Linked DNA regions of Homo sapiens: region 1 is linked to region 2. A link is a contact called in ENCODE Hi-C or POLR2A ChIA-PET data. All regions are on one chromosome and are shown on one strand. The core of a region is the stretch at or near the end of the contact, and the rest is flanking DNA. Distances in the headings are between cores, read along the strand shown. Region 1 overlaps PALLD (palladin, cytoskeletal associated protein). Region 2 overlaps PALLD (palladin, cytoskeletal associated protein).

Evidence for each region. A loop is a pair of places that touch in the nucleus more often than their neighbours do. ChIA-PET counts read pairs that join two places held with the same protein, here RNA polymerase II (POLR2A). Pooled maps may share reads with other maps.
Region 1: a loop to region 2 is called in a map of Right ventricle myocardium inferior, with 2.7 times the contacts of the local background. The contact joins two enhancer-like sites. A Hi-C loop is called at or near these places in 7 of 168 maps with a recorded cell type or tissue (IMR-90, Right ventricle myocardium inferior, chondrocyte and 4 more) and 15 of 50 pooled maps. POLR2A ChIA-PET finds 5 or more read pairs at or near these places in 2 of 52 experiments (CD4-positive, alpha-beta T cell and HEK293T).

Annotation. Positions count from the first base shown.
Region 1 is chr4:168,635,508-168,638,207 of GRCh38, reverse strand. The region is part of intron 2 of PALLD (palladin, cytoskeletal associated protein); the gene reads right to left. Among named protein-coding and RNA genes, the nearest start is that of PALLD-AS1, 12 kb to the left of the region's middle. Within about 2 kb of position 1,292, at least 8 of the 41 ENCODE cell types and tissues checked have a DNase peak (open chromatin) inside an H3K27ac peak, as active enhancers do.
Region 2 is chr4:168,514,340-168,517,039 of GRCh38, reverse strand. The region is part of intron 2 of PALLD (palladin, cytoskeletal associated protein); the gene reads right to left. The region is part of intron 1 of LOC107986198 (a long non-coding RNA gene); the gene reads left to right. Among named protein-coding and RNA genes, the nearest start is that of PALLD, 19 kb to the right of the region's middle. Within about 2 kb of position 1,442, at least 5 of the 41 ENCODE cell types and tissues checked have a DNase peak (open chromatin) inside an H3K27ac peak, as active enhancers do.

The sequences.
Region 1 (2,700 bases), core at 43-2,542, 120 kb before region 2:
ATATATCTACTTCATAATATTTTTGTGAGGATTAAAGGTGGTTATGTGCTTGACACATAGTAAGTGAGGATAAACTGCTGTGATTCTGATTTTGGCTTGGGAATGGAATTAAGGCAGAATAAAAAGAAACATCTGTGACCTTGTGGTTTACAGAAAAGCCTGAAATTGGACTCCTTTTAATAATGATGTAAACTGTTACACAGCATGCTCATCTATGTTTCCCCATTTGATCCTCAGAATTTTTTTTTTTTTTTTTTTTTTTTTGAGATGTATTCTCCCTCTGTTGCTCAGGCTGGAGTGCAGAGGCATAATCTTGGCTCACTGCAACCTCTGCCTCCCAGTTTCAAGCAATTCTCCTGTCTCAGCCAACCGGGTAGCTGGGATTACCGGTACTCACCACCATGCCCAACTAATTTTTGTATTTTTAGTACAGATGGGGTTTCGCCATGCTGGCCAGGCTGGTCTCAAACTCCTGACCTCAAGTGATCCACCTGCCTTAGCCTCCCAAAGTGCTAGGATTACAGGTGTGAGCCACTGCGCCTGGCTAATCCTCAGAAATATTTAACTTTGAAGTGGCTATTGTTAGCCCATTTCACAGATGAGAAATCAAGACCCAGAGTAGGAAATGCCTTGTCTAAGCTCTGTAAGTTGTAGAGTTGTGATAATTACTTGTCTTCTGATCTCAGTCACTACTTTTTTTTTTTTTTAAATAAAAAGTAACATCTATTTCATGGGAGTGACATAGGAAGAACATGGAGCCAAATCAGTTTTTAAAATTATAACCGGGTTAGCTGAGCAATGTGAGACTGAACTTGCAACTTGCTGTGCTTGCTGGTAGTTGTCTACTGGTAGTCCCTTGTCCTAGAAAGGTTACTAGACACTAACTGGTACACCAGCCGGCTGAGAACTGTGCTGAGAGAGAAGGGAAGACTGGAGTGGGGCTCCTAGGCACCGTCTTCAGGGAGAAGCCCCTTTCACTCCCATTCTGCCACCAACCCCTCCGATACAAGCAAAGTAAGGCTAGATTAGCATAGCTTTCTGCTTGTCACACCTGCTGAATGAGCAGGATTCTGCCGTTTCTATCTTTAAGTAGAAACATTACCACTGATTTGTAGTCATCGCACTCTCCAGGAGTCCTTAATAAACTTTAAGATCATTACTGAGTCACTTAGCTCTTCTTTTCCTCTTCACAGAGTTACCAGTTTTCTGATCTCTCTTACAGACTTCCTTTCTAACCAGCAAAGCATGCTTGTGACTCTCCTCTCCTACTTCAGATATTGATCTCAGGGCTGAACATTCACATCCAGGGAGGCAAGACTCACTGCTTCTGAGCCCAAGAAATGGATCACCCTGCTGAGCACTGGCTCTGTAGCTCCTCGTTTCTTTCTCACTCCCAAATGCACTTGGACACTCTCTGGGGCCCTTTTCTGCACTGGGACTGTAAGAAAAGGGCTGATATTTTCTTTTCAAAATAGTTTAGATAGAGTCCTTCTGGAAGCAAGGAATATGACTAAGTGATTTCTTAAAGTCCCTTCCAGCCAGTGATTCATCAGACACAGAATTTTAAGCTGGAATGGCCTGTAATTTTCTGGGCCAAATGTCTCATTTTTGCAAATGAGGAGAGTGAGTTCTATAGAGGTTGAGAATTGTGAGGGCTGCTTGCTATGGTGGACAGATCATGAGATTTGAAGTTAGAAGTTCTGGGTTTTTTTGTTTACTTTCTGGGACAGAGTCTCATTCTGTCAGTCAGGCTAGAGGGCAGTGGCACAATAGTAGTTCACTGCAGCCTCGAATTTCTGAGCTCAAGCGATCTTCTCGCCTCTGCCTCCTAGGCAGCTAGGACTACAGGTACCCACCACCACACTGGGCTAATTTTATTTTTTGCAGGGATGGGGTCTCACTATGTTGCCCAGGCTGGTGTCAGAACTCCTGGCCTCAAGTGATCTTCCTGCCTTGGCCTCTCAAAGTGTTGGGATTACAGGCTCATGCTTATGAGCCACCGTGTCTGGCAGAAGTTCTGAGTTTGAGGTCAAATTCTACCACTCACATGCTTTGTGACCTTGAGCAAGTCATTAACCTCTAGAGCTCCAGTTTCCATACTTGCAGAATGGAAATAACGCCACCTGCCCTACCTGCTTCCAAATGTGGTTCTGATGATCACATGTCATATTTGGGAAGGAAATGATCAAATGTAATACAGTGCTTTATCAATGTTACATTACTAAATAGCTGGTTCAAGGTCACATAGTGGCAAAACCAGGATCCTCAATTCCAATGTAGTTTGATTTCCATCATACAATGTTGCCTTCTTGACATTTTTCCAATTCTATAAGATTTTCTCATCAGGTGCCACACTAATTTGGTCTCCACATGTTTTCCTTTAAATCCCTGGACACACACACAGACTCAAACTGCGGGAATCCAGGCTGGCTCAGATGGATCACAGACCAGCAACCATGAAGGGTTGGTGGGAAGATCTCAGGCCTTCCATTACATCACAGTCATGGCCCTCAGACCCTGGGTTGATGGCTGCCAAGGGACTGGGCATGCTCACAAACATGCTTTCCATGGCACTTCTCTAGCTAGTGTCATAACACCGAATTGCAAGTTGGAGCTGGCTATCTGATAGCTTGTAATGGACTATTAGACTATGGCATATGCCTTGAGGATTGAAATAGGATGAACCTGAGCCACAGAGTG
Region 2 (2,700 bases), core at 193-2,692:
TGGCCAATTGCCAAGCTCCTTGGCACCACACTTCACTCACCTCCCACTACAGCTGCCAACTACCCAACACTGAATGTTTCTACACTAACTATACCCACCTTAAAAAATATTTTCTGTTGATTGACCATGATTAACTTAATACAAAAAAAGGGAAGGATACCCATGAAGGGATTTGTTTTCTTTTTCCATAGAGAAAGATACTGGAAATTGCCAGGCTACCATTTTCTTTGAAGATATTTGGAATATGAATTCCAAGCGTAGATTTTTAAAGGTGGCAATTCCACTATCTCCATTTCTGGAGGCTTTCAGTAAGCTATGCATAACTTCTAACTCCACAGTGACAGTGGCTAAGTCTTCTCATTAACAACTGCAGCATGGGATCAAGAATCATAAGAGCTGAGTTATACTCCAGTCTCCATGACTAATGAATGATTTTTGTATTACTAGGCACATCATTTCACAGTTTTTGATCCCAGTCTCCTTACATTTAAATGGTTTAAAACATACAGTTGATAAAATATTTTTAAAGGTATAAATACCTTTAAAATAAATAAATAATACCTTTAAAAATAAATAAATACCTTTAAAAATATAAGGCCTCCTTTTTATAATACCGGAGGTAATTTTGAACTAAAATTCTTCACAAATTTTTTACTAACTCACAAAGTCAAGAGTGGAGAGAACAGGGAAGGTGAGTGATGTCAGGGAACAGGTCTTTATGCTGTTTGGAAGGAGTATATGAGAATATGGGACATTTGAGCATAAGCAGAGAAAAAATGAATTCTGACTTGATTTCATTTAATGTAGTAATTCAAATTGTTAATATAATTTGCATATCATGTGAATACTACCTCAATTGTATATAACGTCCTTTTTTATGCATAGGGTTTTCTTCTATCAGCTCTTCTTTCTCTTGTTGAGATTTTGTTGGATATGCAATAATAAAGGAGGAAAACATATTTTCAGTCCTGTTTGTAGTCATAAGTGGTGTTCACACAGTGTGAGAGGGTGAAGTGACTGCATGTGAAGTACAAATGCCTTGCCTTGAAGTGACTGGCCTGGTTTTACCCTGTTGTTTCTGTTACTTCTTCCCTGAGTGGGGGCTTCTTTATCCACATTTGTAAGGTTCATCATGCCAGCTTTCAAAAGCAAACAATCTCTGTTGTTTAATCTAAGCTCCAGCCAGCTGCTTAGTAGCCCAGGCATGTTAACCTAGCAATTGGTTTCCCTAATCTGGACCCAGTTGAGTCACTAAGATTCTGCTCTGTTCTTTTGTCTTTCTGGAGCTATGGTCCTAACTTTCACTTGCTTAAACTCTTGCAAGGTAAAGGTTTCTCCCCCGTGTTCCAGCTCCTGTATCTTGATCCTACTGTCTGCTGCCATGTTTTCCTGTGACGCATTCCCTATAAGTCAGCCTGGACCTTTCCATTGGCCAACCGCCAAGCTTCTTGGCACCATACCTCACTTACCTCCCAGTACAGCTGCCAACTACCCAACACTGAGGAGCGTCTCTGCTCTCACCAACCAGTGTCTCTTGGGCTTCTGCTTATGGCTTGCTTTAGATTCTCCTGACATCTCCTTGCCTCTCCACACGTCTGTCAACTGCTTCTGTGACCTCAGGAAATGGCCTGCCAATCAATAGGTCTGCCTAAGCTCCAGGTCCTAGGTCCTCTGGACTGACACAGTCTGAGTCAGGTTCTAAAATGCCCCATTGCAGGAAATCTTTAATAAAGGTTTTCTTCCTGATAGAAAATTTCCTTCAAAGATTTTCTCTTATGACTGTCATATGTCTCATGTGGTCAAAAGAGCTCAATGTTCTTAGGCGTCTGGTGCACTTACAAATACATGACAAGGAGGATCAAGATCTTTGGAACAGAAATTTAAAAAATCCAATGAGCATCTATGCTCTCCCTCTCAAACAAAAACAGCCTCCAAACCCAAAAAACTCTATAGGATACAAACATGACCAGCTAACTTTCAACAATGGAACATTTTATGAGACTTAATTATTCTAGAAGGGCATAATTTGTCAAGTTTGGACTTTCATAGACTGCAGAATAAGAGAAAACTAGTTAATAATACTGCAGATACTAACTAAATTAAATTTTAGTTCTGCTACCCCCAAAGAGGCAGAAGTGTGAATTTGATGACCCCTAGAATCACCAAATGGTTAAGTGAATTTTAATACAGTAATTATGGTCTGTTCACCTGAATTAATCCTTCAATGCTAAATGGACTGCTTTCTGTCATTTTTTAAAGGTTGTAGTATACTTCAAGGGTTATTTTGGAAGTAAATGTAGGTGGAACCATATGTAGTTTGAAAACCTGTGGAACTGTTTTGAGTGACATGAGAATGAATGTCTAATGAAAATTATTTATTTGCAAGATTGATAGGTTAAAAAATCTAAATAGAATCTGAAACATTCATTTCTGTCAAAGGTAAAATGTAAGAAACAAATTCTTCATGTATATAAATCTGTATAAATAATCTACATAAATAACATATAAATGCAGAATTTAGAACGACATATTTAATTAAATGAACACATGAAAAAGTTTTTTACTGCCCCCTGCTGTCAGTTTCTTAAAGAATTATAGTAAAATTACTGTAAAGCTGACTCAAAGTGAATTAGTTGAACAAATTGGTCGGGGGAAAAAAATCGCCCACCTGTAATCACACCACTTTTCAGCCAGTAATGC